Regions from separate parts of the Homo sapiens genome. Here region 2 is linked to region 1. A link is an interaction called in ENCODE POLR2A ChIA-PET data of the cell type or tissue named here. Cell type or tissue: HCT116. All regions are shown on one strand. Each heading gives the region's core, and the rest is flanking DNA. Links, peaks and the distances in the headings are about the cores only.

Region 1 (10,568 bases), core at 1,787-6,786:
AAATGAGGGGTAATGAGAGGAGAGGAAAGAGCGTAGAGCCTGTATGCGGTGACATCTGATCTGCCACCATCTATGGAGATTTCCACAGAAAAGGAGGTTGGCTACTGGCTCCAGCTGGCAGCTTCTTCAATCTCACTCTCATGTCAGACATCTGTCAGCACTCTGCAAGGATCATTGGAAATCAGGCCCATTCACAGTTAGTCTTGGACCTCCTCGAGTCTTCCCACCCCTACCAGCTACTGAAAAGGAAAGGGGAAAAATGTTATAAAGTTTCTCTAGCCAAAGCGAAAATAACCAAAAAAAGAAAAAGGAGAAGGAGACAGCATCAACAAAGGAGACGTGTTCCCATGACTCCTCATTGTCAAAGGCTTTATTCATTCATTCATACCCCAAATATTTCATGAGCACAACTGTGTGCCAGGCAGTGCAGTAAGTACATTACTAATGCCACATTACATGTCCATGCAACGGGTTACACATTAGTGATGCCAACCTGAGCAAGGCCCTGTTCATGCAGCTCTGTGCTTCTCCCCCCAGACAAGCTACAGCTCCTGGGACTGCAGTCCACTTGTACCTCTCTTAAGATCCTCCCTTTCCCTGAGAGTGAAATGGCTAAATATCCAGGAAAGGGAAAATAATACAAGGGAATTTGTCTTCAATTTGCCACCCTAAAGGAGCCACATATCTAAACAGCAGTGCTTTTGCCTGCCTTTCAGTTGACTCTGAAACTTTTTCTAACATCAAGAATACATACTTGAATTAGATGTCATTCTTCAAAAGTACATGCTTATTTACATAAATGCCTTTCACGCATCAGTGCCTTTGCCTGTGAAATTCTCCAGATTTTTCTTTTATCCTTTATCTATTTGTTGCCAAAATCCTACCCAAATTTTATTTTTTCTTATGAAATACTCTATATCTTATATAGAAAAATACATGTAAGCTAGCTAGCTAGTTAGCTACATGATAGATAGATAGATAGATAGACAGATAGATAGATAGATAGCACTATAAACTGAATGTTTGCCTCCCCCATTCATATGTTGAAACCTAATACCCAATGCAACTGTATTTGAAAATAGAATCTTTGAGAGGTAATTAGGAGCCCTCATAAATGGGATTACTGCTCTTCTAAAAAGGACACCAGAAAGCTCCCTCTCTCCTTCCACCATGTAAAGACACAGAATATAGTTGTGCATGAACCAGAAAGCAGGCCTTCACCAGACTCTAAATCTGCCAGTGCCTTGATCCTGAACTGTAAGAAGTAAATATCTGTTGTCTATAAATGATTCCATCTTTGGTATTCTGTTATAGAAGCCCAAATGGACCAAGACAGGTAGATAAATGAATAGACGGATAGCTGGATAGATTGATACACAGATCCATGGATACATGGATAGATGGATGGATGGATGGATATAAAAAGAAATACTAAGAAAACCAGGAGCCATATATACTCCACCCGGCTTAAGAAATAGAATGTTAAAGAACCTTTGGAGCTGCCTATGTGGCCCTGCCATGTGCATTCCATTATCATTCTCCCAGCCTTCAGAGGTGACCACTATTTTGAATTTTATGTTAATTATATCTTGTTTTTCTGGATAGATTTTTTTCACAAATATTCCTCTGTTTATTGTGGTATAAACATAAAGGAGATCATACTGCAAATATTTTCTCATGAAATACTACTTTCAATCAATCTTGTTTTGAAATTAACCTATTTTTTTGTACTGTTGCTGTATGTTCTTTCTGCTGCATAGTATGTAATGCAATTACTATTTTACAGTATGTCAGTTCTACTGATGATGGGGATTTAAGATGCTTCCAGTTTTTTGCTAGTAAAATCAACGTTGTTGGAAACATGCTTGTAGAACATTTCCTGGTATACATGTGCAAGTTTATTTAGGTGATATTCATAGGAATCTAATTGCTTGGTTGTAGGAATTTTTGAAATTTAGTAGACAATACCAATTTATTTTTCGATATATTTGGACCAATGTACATTCCATAAGCAGCATATGAAAGTTGCTATTGCTCTACACCTTTTACAACAATCAGTATCATTGTACTTTCTTTTTCACCAGTCACAAGAGTGTGAAATGGTAATCTTATGCCATTTTATTTGGTATTTCCCTTATAACTGATGAGAACAAGCATTTTTCAAATGTTTATTGGTTGTTCATGCTCCTGTTTCTACAAAATGTCAATGTCTTTGTTAACTTTTATATATGGTTACATGCATTATACTTTATATATTCTATATACTAACACTTTATTTGTTGTGTTGCAACATTGTTGAATGTTGCAAATACATTCTCCAAATGTGTGGGGGGCACTGGCACTCTATGATGTCTGTTGATTAACAGAAGCTCTTATTTTTAAAATGCAGTTAGACTTATTAGTCTTTTTCTTTATGATTTGCTTTTGTGTGTAACAGCTTTTCTTATTTGCATACCCCACAGGCACATATATATTTCTCTTTTCTAAACTTGTAGTTTTTAATTAGTGTTTGCGTGTTATATAAGGAAACATTATTTTAAAATTTTCTGTATGAAAAGTCAACATTAAGCCTCATTGAATTAGTCAGGCTTTCCTTTATTGCTCTACAACGTCATTATTGGTATATACTGTTTACGTAAATGCCTGTTTCATTGCTTAGCTTTCTATGTGATTTCATTTGTTTATTTGTCTATACCTGCAGAAATGTAAAATGCCTTCATTATTATGGCTTTAAACAACTCATTTATATGCCTGAACAAGTTTCCCTGTCTTGTTTTTAAAGTTAAGACAAGCTCCTGGCCCTTTGATATAAATTTCGGGATTCACCCATCATTTCCACAAAAAAGAAAATCCTGCAGAGATATTTATTGGTATTGCATTAAATCTATCTATCAACCTGGGAAGAATTAATATCTTCAGTAGTTTGTTTCTATGAATATGTCATGTCTCTCCACTTAGGACTTTTAAAAAATCTTTTGTGATACAAGTTATTTTTTTTAACTTTCTACACAAAAGATCTTGCACATCATGTGTTAGATTCATTCCTAGGTACCTCATCTATTTACTATTAGGAAATAGTATTTCTAACTAAAGTGTCTAACTTTTCCTGGTACAAGAAATCTATCGAGTATTGTATATAAATCTTACATTAAGCAAGCTTGTTCTACTTTGTTATTAATTTTATTTGTTAATTTATTTGTTTTGGATTTCATACATAAAGAATATATATTAGTTATTAGTGTAATTAATTAATTCATTAATTTTGCCTTGATGAGCTGGTTAGGATCTCTATTATAATGTTAAACCCTGTCTGGTTCTTGGATTTATGGAAAAAGGTTTTAACATTTTGCCACTAAGCATGAAGGTAGCTATACAGTTTTGGTAGCTGGCTATGTGGGTCCTTAGTGAGTTCTTGTGAGTCCTGTGTGAGTTGTTTATAGTTAGTGAGTCTAAATGTAAAGAATTATCCATTCTTGGCCAGGTGCGGTGGCTCATGCCTGTAATCCCATCACTTTGGAAGGCTGAGGGTGGGGGATCACGAGGTCAAGAGATTGAGACCATCCTGGCCAACATGGTGAAACCCCATCTCTACTGAAAATACAAAAATTATCTGAGTGTAGTGGTGTGCGCCTGTAGTCCCAGCTAGTCGGGAGGCTGAGTCAGGAGAATAACTTGAACCCAGGAGGCGGAGGTTGCAGTGAGCCGAGATCGTGCCACTACACTCCAGCCTGGCGACAGAGAGAGACACCGTCAAAAAAAAAGAAAGAAAAAAGAAAAAATTATCCATTCTCTCGGTACATGATTGGGTAAACTTCCTAGCCTACCCTAATTACCCAAGACCATATTACTAATTCCAGCCAATAAGTAGTAAGCAGAAAAATGTGTCTCACTTCTAGATCAGAGCATTACTTGCCCATTTGAGACTCTCCAGAGTCCTCTTTCCTCTGACATGGTGACTAGTAATATCCAAAAGTTGTTGCTTCTTCAGCCTGAGTCCCCAAGGACATACAGTGAGCAGAGGTCCCCGCTGATTTCTACTGGATATTTAGTGTAAGGGATAAATAAATCATGAAGTTTTAAGTCACAGAGATTTGGGTCCTATTTGTCACGATGGACTATGTAACCTAACCTGTACTGACTGCTACAATATCCTTTCAGACTAAGTGGATTTACTTCCTAGGAAAATACTGCCCTCTGGAGAGTCGATGTTGTTATTCACAAATGGAGGTTGAGTTGTATAAATATTTTTTCTAAATCTATTGATATTTACTTTTCTCTTTAATAGATCAATTTGATAAAGATATCTTAATAGATTTTATAATGTTGAAATCAACTTTGCCATCTGGATTAGTGGTAATAGATTTATGCTAGGTTTAGATTATGAATGCTTTGATATTTTTATATCTGTGCATGAATATGAATATTCTGAAAGTGCTCTGTCTACTTTTATTAAGATATATTATTTTGAAATGAAAAAGGAAAAGTTCTCTCTTTTTATCCAGTATCTGAAAGACTATATAAAATCACAACCATCTGTTACATAACTATTGGTAAATTTGCCTATTAAACGGTTTTTTTAAAAAATAATAAATTTTGAAGTGATAGTTGTGCTAATTATTCTGATTTGAACTACACATTGTACACATGCATTGAAATACCACACATTACCCGATAAATATGTACAATTATTATGTGTAAATTAAAAATAATAAAAGCAAGGAAACCCAAAACGCTTTATTTTTTTCTTTTCGTTGATAGAAAAATTCTGAGCCAATTTCTAATTTTTATAAATACATTTAGATTATCTTTTTCTTCTCTAGTCTCCTTAGTAATTTACATTATGCAAGTGTCCATCTATTTTCTTTTTTATTTTTTTTTTTTAGACAGAGTCTCACTCTGTCGCCCAGGCTGGAGTGGTGCAGTGGCAATCTTGGCTCACTGCAACCTCCACCTCCCAGGTTTGAGAGATTCTCCTCCCTCAGCCTCCTGAGTAGCTGGGATTACTGGCACCTGCCACAACGTCCAGCTACTTTTTTTGTATTTTTAATAGAGATGGGGTTTCACCATGTTGGCCAGGCTGGTCTTGAACTCCTGACCTCATGATCCACTCGCCTCAGGCTCCCAAAGTGCTGGGATTACAGGCGTGAGCCACTGAGCCCGGCTGCAGTGTACACCTATTTCCTTTCCTAGGTGTACAATTTACTAGCTGAAAGTTCATACAACACTTTCATTTAAAAATTTATAGCATGCGTCATTAAGTCCTTTTTCTCTTTAGTATCATTTACTTATTTCTCCTTTCTCTTTCTTCTCTTACACTTTCACGTCCAATCTTGCTATGATTTGGTTTTAATTATGTAAAGAAACAAACTCTGTTTTTATTCTTTCTCCAAGATGGCAAACTAGAGGCTTTCAGCATGCCTCTGCCTCTTGGAGATAGCGAGATAGCAAGATAGCACATAAAGATCAACACTGTGAGCTTTAATTCAAGAAAAATGGGAACCCACTGGAATTGTAAAGGACACCCCAGATGCCGGAGAGGAGAATGCTGGCAAACAGCCCCTGTGATGGTGTCCAGTTGATAAAATGATTGAAGGCTCAGTATGTAAGAGAAACAGACAGCCTCTTTCTGTGACGTACCTTTCCACTGGGGATATGAGCAACCCAGGCTGAGGGAGAGCATTTTGTTTCTCCCAAGCCCTGGAAAAAACTTAGGAAGAGTCTTGGAGATGCTGTGAGGGAAAGACTCTGGGAAAAGCTACAGACATTTTTCCAGACCTGGGTCTGCAGGCAGGACATGATTTTTAATGTGGGTGCCTACAGCCTTGGCAACCCAGTTGCTTACTTGCACAGGCACTTTAGTCTTGGCTCAGAGATTTGAGCATCTGCTCTGGAGTGGGCTAGGGGCCTCTACAACCAGGACAGTGGAAAATGCTTCAGCAGTAGGCACTAGAATTGTTCTCTCCTCCCTAAGAGCTGGAGGAGAGCTGCTTACAGCTGTGGTTCTTCCTGGGCAATAACACTTGCAGGCAGGGCTAGCTTGGTAACCTGAAACTGATCTGCATGTGCCATTGCTGGATGCCCTACCCTGCTCTCCTGAGATTGTGGTATAGTGGGGCCCTCTCTGCTTCATGCCCAGGTGGATCTCCAGGCATTTGTAGCACCTGCTCATTGGGTTCAGCAGCCTGAGTTGCATCATCCTTCTGGGACATAGATTGTGATGCACCAGGACCCTCTTCACTCCTTCTCAGAAGGTCCCCAGACATTCAGAGCACCAGCTCACCTGGATCAGCAGCCTAAGCCACCTCATCCTTCTTGTGCAAAGATTCTGGTGCAGGGGGTCCCTCTCTACTATGCACCCAAACATTTCACCAGGCATTCTGCTCATAGATTGGAAGAATTCATATCATTAAAATAACCTTACTGCCCAAAGCAATCTATAAATTCAGTGCTCTTCTTATGAGACTACCAGTGTTATTTTTCACAGAAATCATAAAAACTATGCTAAAATCAGTATGGAAAATAAGAGTCAAATAGCAAAAGCAATCCTAAGCAAAAAGAACAAATCCAGAGGCCTCACATTGCCAGACTTAAAACTATACTATAAGGCTACAGTAACCATAAGAGCATGGTATTGGTACAAAAACAGACACATAGACAAGTGGAATAGAATAGAAAACCCAGAAATAAAGCCACACGCATACAGCCATCTAATATTTGACAAAGTTGACAAAAATGAGCAAGGAGTCACATGCAGAGGAATGAAACTGGACCCTTACCTTTCACCACACACAAAAATTAACTCAAGATGGATTAAAGATTTAAATGTGAGACCTCTCAAACTATAAGAATCCGAGAAGAAAATCTAGGAAACAACATTCTGGACATCAGCCTTGGGAAATAATTTATGACTGAGTCCTTGTAGGCAATTGCAACAAAAACAAAAATTGACAAGTGGTAGCTGATTAAAGAGCTCCTGCACAGTAAAATAAACTATCAACAGAGTAAACAGACATCCTAAAGAACAGGAGAAAATATTTGCAAACTTTGCATCTGACAAAGGTCTAATATGCGGAATTTATAAGGAATTTAGACAATTCTTTATGCAAGTAATTATACCATTCCTCATTCCTTTAAACAAGCAAAATAAAAACTTCATTGAACAAGCAAAAACAACAAAATTCCTTTAAAAATAGGCAAAAGGCATGAACAGACACTTCTCAAAAGAAGACATTCAAGTGGCCAACATGTGAAAAAATGCTCCACATCACTAATCATCAGAGAAATGCAAATTAAAACCACGAGATATCATGTCACACCAGTCAGAATGACTATTAAAAAGTCAAAAATCAACAGATGTTGGCAAGGCTGTGGATTAAGGGGAATGCTTATACATTTTTGGTGGAAATGTAAATTAGTTCAGCCACTGTAGAAGGTAGTTTGGAGATTTCTCAAGAAATTTCAAACTACCATTCAACCCAGCAGTGCCATTACTGTGTATATACCCAAAAGAAAACAAAGAAGACACATGTACTTACATGTTCATCACAGCACTATTCATAATAGCAAAGACATGGAATTAACCTAGGTACCTAACAAGAGTGAATTGGATAAAGAAAATGTGGTACATATACGCCATGGAATACTACACAGTCTTAAAAAAGAATGAAATCAGGTGCTTGGCAGCAACATGGCTGCAGCTGGAGGTCACTATCCTAAGCAGACTAACACGGGAACAGAAACCAAATATCACATGTTTTCACTTATAATTGGGAGTTAACCATTGGGTATTTAGGGACATAAAGATGGCAACAATAGACACTAGGGACTACTAGAGTGGGGAAGGAAGGAGAAAAATTTGAAAAACTTGGGTACTATGCTCAATACCTGGATGATGAAATCATTTGTACCCCAAACCTCAGCATCATGCAATATACCTAGGCAGCAAACCTGCACATGTACCCTCTGAATCTAAAAAAAATTTGAAAAGTAACAATAATAATAATAATAAAATGATTGTTAAATAGCACAAAATGCTAATTAAAAGATTTGTGAAGCCTTCTAATTGTTTAACTCATTTTACATACTCACACATTTAAATACTATATATTATTTTTAAAAATTCTGGCTTGGTCGGGTGCGGTGGCTCAAGCCTGTAATCCCAGCACTTTGGGAGACCGAGGCAGGCGGATCATGAGGTCAGGAGATCGAGACCATCATGGCTAACACGGTGAAACCCCGTCTCTACTAAAAATACAAAATAAATTGGGCGGTCGTGGTGGTGGGGGCCTGTAGTCCCAGCTACTCAGGAGTCTGAGGCAGGAGAATGGCATGAACCTGGGAAGCGGAGCTTGCAGTGAGTGGAGATCCAGCAACTGCACTCCAGCCTGGGTGACAGAGTGAGACTCTGTCTCAAAAAAAAAAAAGAAAAGAAAAAAAGAAAACTTCTGGCTTATCTGAGACTAGGTTGTAATTTTGCTCTATAGTATTTTCTGATTTTTTTTTATTCTAGCTTCTTTTTTGTTTAATTCTGTTGTTATTTTTTCTCCTTTTCTTTTATTTTTTATTATATATATTTTGAGGTAGGGTCTCATTCTGTTGCCCAGGCTGTAGTACAGTGGGATGATCATGGCTCACTGCAGCCTCAACCTCCCAGACTCAAGCAATCCTCCCACCTCGGCCTCCTGAGTAGCTGGGACTACAGGTGTGCATCGCCACACCGAGCTAAATTTTTAATATTTTGTAGAGACATAGTTTTCCCTACGTTACCAAGACTGGTCTTTAACTCCTGGGTTCAAATGATCCTCCCACCTCAGCCTCTCAAAATGCTGGAATTACAGGCATGAACCACCTGGCCTATAGTTGAGCAAATACTTTCTTTTTTAACTTTTATTTTAAGTTCAGTGATACATGTGCAGGTTTGTTACAAGGTAAACTTGTGTCATGGGGGTTTGCAGTACAGACTATTTTTCTTTTTCTTTTCTTTCTTTTTTTTTTTTTTTTTTGAGAGACAGAGTCTCACTGTCATCTAGGCTAGAGTGAAGTGGTAGGATTTCAGCTCACTGCAACCTCCGCCTCCTGGGTTCAAGCAATTCTCGTGCCTCAGTCTCCCAAGTAGCTGGGATTACAGGTGCCTGCTACCACACCTGGCTAATTTTTGTATTTTTAGTTGAGACGGGGTTTCACCATGTTGGCCAAGCTGGTCTCTAACTCCTGACCTCAGGTGAGCTGCCCAACTCGGCCTCCCAAATTGCTGGGATTACAGGACTGAGCCACTGCCCCCAGGCTTACAGATTATTTCATCACCCAAGTATTAAGCCTAGTTCCCATTAGTTATTTTTCCTGATCCTCTTTCTCCTCCCACCCTCCATCCTTCGATATGCCCCAGTGTGTGTTGTTCCCCTCTATGCGTCCATGTGTTCTCATCATTTAGCTCCCACTTACAAGGGAGAACATGCAGTATTTGTTTTCTGATTCTGTGTTAGTTTGCTAAGGATAATGGCCTCCTGCAAATCTCTTCTAATTTTTTCTTAAATTTAAGTCTTTCTTATTTTGTAATAAAAGCATAAAAAACAATGAATTAGTCACTAAGCCCTGCTTTTAATTGGATTCCACTATTTTGTTTAAGTTGTATTCCAATCATGCAGTTGTAAGCATACTAAAATTTCTGTAATATTTTTCTTTGTAATCTAAGTTATTTAGATGTATGTTTTCAAATTGTCAACATATTTGATTATGTTTTATTTTTGTTTATTTTGTGTGTTTTGATTAAATAATATGGTTTATATAAGCTAATTCTTCAGACTTCTTTTATGAACTGGTATGTGGTTGATTTTCACTAATATTCACTAATATTTCTAATATTCAATAATATTTTCACTAATTTTAAAATATGCCTTAAACTAGCATTTTCAGATGTTATATGAAACACGGTTTTTGGGTTTGTGGTGGGTTTTGGGGTGTGTGGGATATATCCACACACGCTTCATACCACCAGTACACACACAGCCAGGGACAACTTCTCTCATCCATTAGCTCCAGGTTGTTAATTGTGACATTTACATTTCCTGTATCCTCAGAGACTCTTTAAACAAATGGCTAATCTAATAATTGTGAGAAGATGATGTTTTTAAAAATATTTTAATATGATAGCGGCTTTATCCATTGTTCCTTGAAAATTTCTTAATTTGTGCTCTGTATTTTACTAAATGATATGTGCATACAAATATTATCTCTTGTTGGCAAAAGAAACATTTAATCAACATGTAGTGATCCTCTTTATTTCTGGTAAAGAGTTCTACCTCCAAGTCTACATTTATGATCATTATATCAACCTAGTTTTATTACTGTTTGCCTAGTAAAATTTTGTTTCATTCTTTACTTCTTTTTTTGGCCTTATGTTTTATGTGTTTCTCTTTTTAAAATCAGAGAGCTCATTTGGGGAAAAAAAATCCAATCTAGCGATTTTTTTAACCTAAAAACTCCAGTCCATGGCCATTAATTTTGAGTATTAATATAGTTGGATTTGTTTCTGTCATTTTATTTTATGCATTCTATTCTCATGCTTTTTC
Region 2 (10,568 bases), core at 3,009-8,008, 820 kb after region 1:
AAATCTTCAATGGAACCTTTGTGAAGCTCAACACATCTTCAATTAACATGCTGAGGATTGTAGAACCATATATTGCATGTGGGTAGCCAAATCTGAAGTCAGTAAATGAACTAATCTGTAAGTGTGGTTATGGCAAAATCAATAAGAAGCGAATTGCTTTGACAGGTAACACTTTGATTGCTCAATCTCTTGGTAAATATGGTATCATCTGCACGGAAGATCTGATTCATGAGATCTATACTGTTGGAAAATGCTTCAAACAAGCAAGTAACTTCCTGTGGCCCTCCAAACCATCCTCTCCAGAAGGTGGAATGAAGAAAAAGACCACCCATTTTGTAGAAGGTGGAAATGCTGACAACAGGGGGGACCAGATCAACAGCCTTCTTAGAAGAATAAATGAAGATGTCTACCATGATTATTTTTCTAATCTGGTCAGTTAATAAACAGTACCTGCTCTTGAATTGAAAAAAAAAAAAAAAGGAAAACTCAATTATCAACCTTAGTTTTATCTCCTTTAAAATTTGTATCTTATTTAAAAAATATATTATCAGAAGCTCAAAGAACCATGAAGCCTGGGTTAAAATGCAGTAAGCCGGGATCATGCCACTGCACTCCAGAGCCTGGGCAACAGAGCGAGACTCTGTCTCAAAAAAAAAAAAAAAAAAAAAAAAAAATGAATTCTTAAAACTTTTTCTGGCTGAGCACAGTGGCTAACACCTGTAATCCCAGCACTTTGGGAGGCTGAGGTGGGTGGATCACTTGAGGTCAGGAGTTCAAGACCAGCCTGATCAACATGGTAAAACCCTGTCTCTATTAAAAATACAAAAAAAAAAAAAATTAGCCAGGCATGGTGGTGGGTGCCTATAATCCCAGCTACTCAGGAGGCTGAGGCAGGAGGATGCCTTGAGCCTGGGAGGCAGAGGTTGCAGTGAGCCAAGTTCATGCCACTGCACTCCAGACTGGGTGACAGAGCAAGACTTAGTCTCAAAAAAAAAACAAACAACAACAACAACAAAACTTTTTCCTTGGCCTTCTCTCTTGCTGACAAGTTCTATAGTACTTAGAAATTGCCCAAGAGAGATTCCTACTTCTGATGTGTTTTGTTCTTGGTTTGCTTTTGTTTTTTTCCTGAGTTGGCAGAGGTGGGACTGAAACACATGTCCCTTGCTTCTCAGTTCAGTTCTCAGGCCACAGCACAACTGTTTTCATGTTATAAGCTCAGGACCTCTGAAAAGGCTTCTCATCTCCAAAATAGACTCTTCCCAACCTGAAAGTGAAGCTTAAGAAGCCTTTCGCAATGACTCACTCAGAAGCAAAGGTTCCCCAACAGAGAAGCAAGTCATGAAATAAACACCCCACAAGCTCCAAGCACCCCCGTGTGCCATGCGCAGTCTCCAAGCCAGGAGGGTCTCAGAGAACCGTAGAGCCATGGGAAACTGCTCTCTAGTGCTTACTTTCCCCCTGTATTGGACACGGTCAAGAGAACTTCCTCCCCTGTCTGCCTTTTTTCGCTGCCTTTCCATCCATCCCTCCATTCATTCAGTCATCCATCAACAATAGATTGGATCCATTAAGGCCCCAGCTTTCCTTCTACCCTACACCCATGACATAGATATAAAAGTGAGGTGTCCTCCTACTCTGTCTCTGGGCCCTAGCCATGTTTCTTGTTTTAGCCAGCAGAAAATCAGAGAACATGGCACAAGCAGAGGCAAGAAAAATTACTAGCATGTTCCTATTTATCCCTTGTAGCCTCTTCCATGGGCATAAGCCAGCCTGCTGGAAGATGAGAGACATGAACCAGGGTCAAGTCACCCAGTTGTCCCAGCCATGCCCATTATAGACCATCCAGTAGCCAGCCAACTGCCCTGATGTATGACCAACCCCAACCAATTTCAGCAGAACTGGCCGGCCATCCCGGGCACAAGAGCAAGAAACAGGCATTGCCATAAGCCACTGAGGTTTTGTATTTATTACTAAGCATTATTGTGGCAATAAATCACCTCTACATTCCAGCTAGCAGGAAGGAGGAAGGACAAAAGAATGTTTCCAGAAGTCACATAGGATGCTATCAGTTATTTGTCATTGGCAAGAACTCAGTCTCACAGCTGCCTCCACTGCAGAGAAGATTGGAAAATAATGGTCTTTATTCCAGACAGTTACATTTCCAGCCACAAATTGCAAGTTCTATTATTAAGGGAGAAGTGGTGAAAGGAAACTGGGAAACAATTAGAAGTCTTGCTGCAAGTGCAGACAGGTTTGGGATCAAACAGACGTAGGTCCATATCGCAGCTCAACCAGGGACTCAACTTGTGACCGTGGGCAAAATGTTTCCTTCTCGGGGACCTCAGTGTTCCTATCTATACAGTGGGAGCAAGGGAGAGTTAGTCCGCATGGGCTCTTAAGCTCCTCCTGGCTCTTTCCTTGCTAGAAATCAAAGTGAAGATTTTGAAGGGGTTGGCCTTCCATCAGATGCTAGCAAAGATGAACCTATTTACACACCTAGGTGACATTGCCCCTTCAGTCTGAAGCTATTTAGTGAACAAAAAGGCCAACACCTAGCAGAAACTTGTGTTGGAAAAAGATCTGCCTGGGCTCGCTCTTGCTGCTTTTCAAGTTACATAGAAGCAGCTGTCTGGTGCAGGCATCTAGTCCATTAAGGCCTCTAGCTATAACCCTCAAGCACCCAGTAGAGGTCAGAGAACAAAGATCCAATTATGTTGCTCAACTCCTGCCTGGGACTCCATCTAAGGAAGCAGAGACCCAAAAAGATATGGAAAGGGAGTGGTCTGATAGTCAAAATCCAGCCAGGCAACATTTATATGGTCCTGTTTGGAGTAGGAATAGAGAAAACTACATTTTAATTTACCATCATCAAATTACATAGCCCATATGTGTACTTTATAAAGAGGAAAGAAACCTTTACTCAGAGTGTAATTACAGCTTTCTAAAAGTCCTATAAATCTTTATAGTTCTGCAATGAAAGAAACTTCCCACTTTATATTTGATAAATCAGACTTACGTAATTTACAACTCAAGAATCCTCTTACTTTTACTCTAAACCTCAAGTGTACTTATCTCTCCCCTTGAGGAAAAAAAAAATTCAAAATAGCACTGAAGCCCAGGGCCCTCAGAATGCTCTATCTGCCACAAAATTCACGACTGTCCTGAATTTTGTAAGAAATGCATGAATTATAACAACAAAACAGCAACATTAGGTATTGAGTGTTTACTCTGTGCTTAAAACTTTGAGTTCAATGTTTCAATGCATCCTCAAAAAGCCATTAGGCATTACCATGCCACTTACAGGCATGGACACTGAAGCTCAGAGAAGCCACATAAGTCATCTAAGGTCACACAGCTAACATACGGTGAGCTGGGATTTCATCTTAGATAGTTGTCTCCACAGCAAAGCACTTGGCACAGTGTCTTACACATAGTTAATGTCACAAATGTTACTATTATGCTTACTTTCCTTAAAATGATTTCTGCCAGTCAGGCACAGTGGCTAACGCCTGTAATCCCAGCAGTTTGGGAGGCCGAACGGGCGGATCTCTTGAGGTCAGGAGTTTGAGACCAGCCTGAACAACATGGTGAAACCCTGTCTCTACTAAAAATACAAAAAGTAGCCAGACGTGGTGGCAGGCACCTGTAATCCCAGCTACTCAGGAGGCTGAGGCAGTAGAATCACTTGAACCCCAAGGGTGGAGGTTGCAGTGAGCCAAGATAACATCACTGAGCTTCAGTCTGGGCGACAGGAGACTCAGGCTCAAAAATCAATCAATCAATCAATCAATAAAATGATTCCTGCATATATTTGGGCAAGGTGGTCCCACAGATTCCTTAACCCACAGTGTCTAGATGATTTTCATTGGCAAACCCATAATTTTTCCTGTAAGTTTCCCACATCCCTGCCAAAGCCAGAAGATTTGTCTTATTTTATTGGTTTCTGAGAATGTTGATTTCACTTTTTAGGGTTTCATCAGAACAATCTTAAGAAATAATCTCCTCTGGCCAAGCGCAGCAGCTCAAGCCTATAATCCCAGCACTTTGGGAGGCTGAGGTGGGAGAATTGCTTGAGTCCCAGAGTTAGAGACCAGCCTAGGCACCATAGTGAGACTCCACCTCTACAAAAAATAGAAAAAATTAGCCCAGTGTGCTGGTGCATGCCTTTAGTTCCAGCTACCCAGGAGGCTGAGGTGGGAGGACCACTTGAGCCAGGGAAGAAGAGACTGCAGTGAGCCATAATAGTGCCACTGCACTTCAGCCTAGGCAACTGAGCAATACCCTGTCTCAAAACAAACAAAAGAAAAAAAAAATTTCTTCCATATCTCTGAAAATTAGCACACTGTCTTGAAATCAGTTATAAGGCTCAGTATAGAATCATCATGAAGAAGCTTTTGAGCTTCATGAGCACAAAAGCATAGAGAGGTGGGTGGCTACCGAAAGACAGCACAGTGTGTCATCGGGGAAGGCACAGAAGTCTTTCCAAGATACAGCACACCATGCAGTTCAAAATGTAACTTCATACATGCCAGCTCTTTTTGCCCTGAGCAAGGTGGGAATTGTGGGTGTCATTTTAAAGATGAGCAAATGAGACTCAGAGAAGGAAAGTGATTTGCCCTGCATGGGAAAGGCAGAAGTCTGAATCCAACTAGGGGTGGGTAGTATGTTTGGCCATGGACATTCCAGATGACTTGGTGACAAGAAAGCATGTGTGGAAGGAAAGGGAAGCCATATTGACTCTGAATCACATGCTGCCCTACACTGCGGCGGCTCCTTCCTCCTTCTCTTCCAAAAGGGAAGCACAAAACACAGCACCAAGAGGAATGCCCACCAAGTGCTCCTGAGAGATGACCTGCACTGTAACACTGTTCCTTGGGCCATCTATTGGGGGAGAGAGCCTTAGAAAGGGACGGGCACCACCTCTTCGGAACCTAAGCCCTTTCCAATGCTGCCCAAGAAGCCTCAGAGTGATGCTCTCTAGCTTCGCTCCACAGCAAATAATGGCACTGTGAAGTTTCACTGTAATAAAGAGATGATTCAGTGATTACTCAGAGAAACCATAGAATTTCAGAGATGCGCTCCTTAACCACAAACGTGTACAGCGATGCCAGCTTCATCTCCCTGCTGCAGCCTTCGCATTTGGGGTCAGATCTGAGTAATAAATGACATCTTAAATGACTGGTGACAGTGTTCACTCTTCCTTCCTCCCCAGCCCCACCACACTCAGAACTCAGCCACTGTGGCAAAATTTTAATACAAAGCCTTCAACAAGAGCAGTGAAACTTGTCTTCTCTCCATTTTCTCACAAGCCTCAAACTGATACTGGAAATTTTTTTCTCTGTCTCCAGTGTAATCGAAAAATATATTTTTATTAAGCAGAAATCCAAAAGTCAAGCCTATTTTTAGAATGGGAAATTACATTACAGAGGATGATTTTTTTTCCAAAAGGTTTATAAGTATCAATTATGTATGAGCCACAGAAGGGTTTTGTTTGTGACAATCACCTTGGGGCTTTGAAGAGAGCTTAGGTGCTAGGATTCTTGGAAATCAAGAATCTGAAGTAGTTTGAAAGAATAAACCAAATTTCCAGCTCAGAAACCATGGACAAGTGACGAGTTTACATCCACAATGATGCCCTCCCACAGCTTCTTAGGAGGGAAACAAAAAACCATCCCATAACTTTTAGTATATAGGTCATGGATACAATGGCTGTGATAGTTAATTGTATAAGTCAACTTGACAGGATCATGAAATGTTCAGCTATCTGGTTAAACATTATTTCTGGGTATGTCTGGAACAGATCAGCCTTTGAATCAGTGGACTAAGTAAACTGGTTTGCCCTCCTCAATGGGGGTGGGCAGCATCCAATCTGTTGGAGGCCTGAACAGAACAAAAAGGCAGAGGAAGGGAGGAGTCAACTTCTCCCTGCCTGACTGCCTTAACTTGGACATCCACCTTCACCTGCCCTCAGCACTTACAGTCCTCAGGCCTTCGGACTCAACGCGGGATTGTACACCATTGGCTTTCCAGCTTGTAGATGATAAGACATACATATAGATGGAGACAGAAAGAGAGAGAGGTCGAGAGAGAGAGACTGAAAGAGGGAGGGAGGGGAGGGAGGGGGAGGGAGAGGGAGGGAGAGAGACGGAGAGAGACAGAGAGAGACGGAGAGAGACAGAGAGAGACAGACAGAGAGAAAGAGAAACAGAGAGAGACAGAGAGACAGAGAAACAGAGAGACAGAGACAGAGAGACAGACAGACAGAGAGACAGAGACACAGACAGACAGAGACACTGAAAGAGAGAGACAGAGAGAGAGAGACACCGAGAGAGAGAGAGACACCGAGAGAGAGACACCGAGAGAGAGACACCAAGAGAGACACGGAGAGAGAGAGAAAGAGAGAGGAAAGCAGGATCCTAGTGGTTCCGTTTTTTGGAGAACCCTAACACAAGGATGTATCTCAAAAGAGGTTTTCTAAACCCCATTTATTCACATATCACTGTGACTCTATTACCTCTACTCTTATTTCCTTAATATTTTTCTTTAAACCATATTATTCTTTTACATTAAAACAAAGGTACATACCACTACCATAAATAGAAAAGATCAACACAAAAATAAACATAACAAAAACAAAACAATGAGCTTAACTTCTAGCCTGATGCCATCACCTGCCAAAGACTCAGAGCCTGCCTGCTGTTCTCTTTTTATTGTGAGGGAGGTCAGCAACTGTTTGGAGGCATTACTGAGGGGGTAGCATCCAGCTAAATTTAGGTAATTGAAAGGACTAAAAAGGGAGTCATTCCTTCATGATGTGAACCAGTGCTATAGAATGTCATGTCCATGTTTGGCCTTAAATTTCCCCACTTCTCATCAGGGGACTGGGCCCCACACTGCAGGAAAATATTTCACTAATGTCTTCACCTAGGAAATGTCCCAAGATCTCTGATTGATTAGAGCTCTTGTTCAAAAACAAAGGTGGAATGAAATAAATTCGTTCAACCATCATGGAAAAGTGTGGTGATTCCTCAAAGAACTAAAAACAGAACTACCATTCAACCCAGCAATCCCATCACTGGGTATATACCCAAAGGAACATAAATCATTCTATCATAAAGACACATGCACATCTATGTTCATTGAAGCACTATTTGCAATAGCAAAAACATGAATCAACCTAAATGTCCATCAGTGGTAGCCTGGATAAAGAAAATGTGATACATATGCATGATGAAATACTATGCAACCATAAAAAAGAATGTGATCGTGTCCTTCGCAGGAATATGGATGGAGCTGGAGATCATTATCCTTAACAAATGAATGCAGCAACAGAAAACCAAATACTGCATGCTCTCACTTATAAGTGGGAGCTAAATAATGAGTGTACATGGACATAAAGAAGGGAACAATAGACACTGGGGCCTACTTGAGTGGAGGGTGGGGAGAAGGAGAGGATCAGAAAAAATACCTATCAGGTATTATGCTTAGCACCTGGGTGATGAAATAATCTGTCCACCAAACCCCCAAGGTGTGAGTTTACCTGTATAACAAACCTGCACACGTACCCCTGAACCTAAAAGTTTTTTAAAAAAGAAGAAAGGGGAGTGAGTGATCTGTCCTCCCTCTCATATGGACAGTACTTCGTAGATATAAAGAGATCTTGTGCCCTGTATCTCACTTATCCACTCTGTGTAACAAACCACCCAAAAATTCAGTGACAACACCCAGTTTTCATCACTTTCTTATCTGTGAGTAGCATGCGGGTCAATGCTGGGCCTAGCTGGGTGCTTGCCTGGAATGACTGATCTATGTTTCTCGTTGTCCTCCAGGGACTAATAGGTTAGGGGGGGCATACTTTTTCTTGACACTGGCAGAAGAGCAAGATCATAATTGGCAGCATAGGGGAACTTTAAGGCATAAGCTCAGAACCCTAATACTATTCTTCTGCCCACAAGCCATTGGCCAAAGCAAGTTACTTAGTCAAATCCAAAATCAAAAGCATGGAAACACATACTGTCCACAATGAGGCCATGGCAAAGGTATAACCATAGGCAGGGATAAAGAATTGGGGACAACAGTTCAATCTATCACACTCAATATCTCCTTTGATCTTTCTGGAAACCTCCATTTGAGTATCCTTTAGAGCCAAATGCAACATGCTCAGAACTAAATTTAAATTCTTACCTTTATGATCAGTTGATTTTCAACAAGAGTACAATGACCATGTAATGGGGGAAAGAATTGTCTTCTCAACAAATGGTGCTGGGACAACTAGTTAGCTCCATGCAAAACAATGAAGTTGGACCCCACCTCACACCATATACAAAAATTAAATGGATGATCCACCTACGTGTAAGAGCTAAAGCTATACAACTCTTAGAATAAGACATAGGAGTAAATTAGGCCAGGTGTGGTGGCTCACGCCTGTAATCCCAGCACTTTGGGAGGCCAAGGCAGGTAGATAACTTGAGGTCGGGAGTTCAAGAAGAGCCTGACCAACATGGTGAAACCTTGTGTCTAATAAAAATACACAAAATTAGCCAGGCATGGTGGTGTGCCCCTGTAATCCCAGCTACTTGGGAGGCTAAGGTGGAAGAATCGCTTGAACCCAGAAGGTGGAGGTTGCAGTGAGCCAAGATCGCGCCACTGCACTCCAGCCTGGGCAATAAAGTGAGACTCCATCTCAAAAAAAAGAAGACAGGAGTAAATAAATCTTTATGACCTTGGGTTCGACAATTGGTTTGTTAGATGTAACACCAAAAGCACAAGCATCAAAAGAAAAAAAAAAGATAAATCTAACATCAAAATTTAAAATTTTTTGCTTCAAAGGACACTATAACTATTAAGCAAATGAAAAGATAACCCACAAAATGCAAGACATATTTGCAATCCATAGATCTGACAAAGGTCTAGTATACAGAATATATTTTTAAAACTCTTAAAACTCAACACTAGAAAGACAAATAACTCAATTTCTTAAAGGGCAAAGGATTTGAATAAACATTTCTCTTAACAGGATATGAAAATGGCCAATACATACATAAAATGATGCTCAACATCATTAGTCATTAAGAAAATACAAATCAAAACCACAATGAGATAATACTTAAAACACACTAGGCTGAAATTTAAAAGACAGACAGTATAAAGTGTCATCAAGGATGTGAAAAGACTGGAACCTTCAAACATTGCTGGCAGCATTGCAGAATGGTGCAGCACCTTTGGAAAAAGTTTGGCAATTCCTCAAAATGTTAAACATAGAATTATCATATGACTTAGCAATTTCACTTCTAGGTATATAGTCCAGAGAAACAAAAATATCCATCCACACAAAAACTTGCACACAAATATTCATAGCAGCATTATTCATAGAGCCAAAATGTGAAAACAACCTAAACATTTGTCAACAGATGAATGAATAAACAAAATGTGATATATCCATACAGTGAAATTTTTTTTTCTTTTTTTTTTTTTTCTTTTGAGACCGTGTCTTGCTCTGTCACCCACACTGGAGTACAGTGGTACGATCATGGCTCAATGCAGGCTCAACCTCCTGGGCTCAAGATATAAGAATGACAAAAGTAAAAAATAGTGGAAAAAAAAAAAAAAAAAAAAAAAAAAACAACCCTGGAGAGGATTCAGAGAAATGTGATTACTCATATATTGTTTATGGAAATGTAAAATGGTACAGTCACTCTGGAAAATAATATGGCAGTTTCTTTTAAAACTAAAAATTGATTGACCATACAATCCAGCAATTGTATAGTAAATTGGGCATTTATCATACAGAAATGAAAACATTTTCACCAGAAACTAGTACACAAATGTTCTCAGTAGCTTTATCTGTAATAGCCAAAAACTGCAAACCATCCAAATATCTTCCGATGGGCGAATGGTCAAAAAATCTTTGGTACATGCATTACTATGGATTACTACTCAGCAATAAAAAGGAGCTAACTACTGATACATGTTCCTCATGTATATGAGGAACAAGGAAGTTGTGCTGAGAAAAGCCAACCTCAGAAATATACATATATACTGCATGTGTCCATTTATGTAATATTCATGAAATGACAATTATAGAATGTAGAACAGGTTAGTGGTTTCCAGGGGTTAGAAATGTTGGGGAGAGGGAGTGGGTGTGGCTATAAAGCGGAAGCAGAAAGGAACCTTGTGGTGATGGCACAGTTAAGTACCGTGATTGTGGTGGTAGTTACACGAAGCTACACATGTAATAAAATTTCATGCAGCTATACACATACACACACAAATGAGTACTTGAATAACGACTGAACTTTGAATAAGCTCTGTAGATTGGGCCAATGTTAATTTCCGATTTTGATCTTGTAATATAGTAAGGCAAGATGTTAACATTGGAGGAGGCTGGGGGATGGGTTCATGGGAACTGTCTGCAGAGAGAAAGTTACAAAGTTACCTCTTTGTTTCTCTCTAAAGAGAGAAAGCTACAAAGTTACCTCTGTAACTCTCTGTGCATTTGTAATTATTTCAAAATAAAGTTTTGGGCCAGACACAGTGGCTCAGCCTATAATCCCACCACTTTGGGA

Evidence for each region. ChIA-PET counts read pairs that join two places held together with the same protein. Peaks named below come from ENCODE experiments on the same cell type or tissue, not always from the same donor. Only the 100,000 strongest peaks of a DNase experiment are listed, where the experiment ranks them.
Region 2: POLR2A ChIA-PET joins it to region 1 with 5 read pairs; 2 of 35 experiments call an interaction of 5 or more read pairs at or near these places.

What each region holds. Positions count from the first base shown.
Region 1 is chr9:115,502,856-115,513,423 of GRCh38, reverse strand. No RefSeq gene overlaps it. Among named protein-coding and RNA genes, the nearest start is that of DELEC1, 370 kb to the right of the region's middle. In HCT116, for the core only: no CTCF peak of the experiment used is centred there; no DNase peak of the experiment used is centred there.
Region 2 is chr9:114,685,750-114,696,317 of GRCh38, reverse strand. It overlaps LOC105376231 (a long non-coding RNA gene), which reads right to left and starts at 468. Exons shown (of 2, transcript XR_007061745.1): 1 at 1-468. RefSeq lists a silencer at 5,024-5,073 and an enhancer at 4,547-5,746. In HCT116, for the core only: no CTCF peak of the experiment used is centred there; a DNase peak (open chromatin) is centred at 5,077; H3K4me3 peaks cover 1,086 bases; H3K27ac peaks cover 318 bases.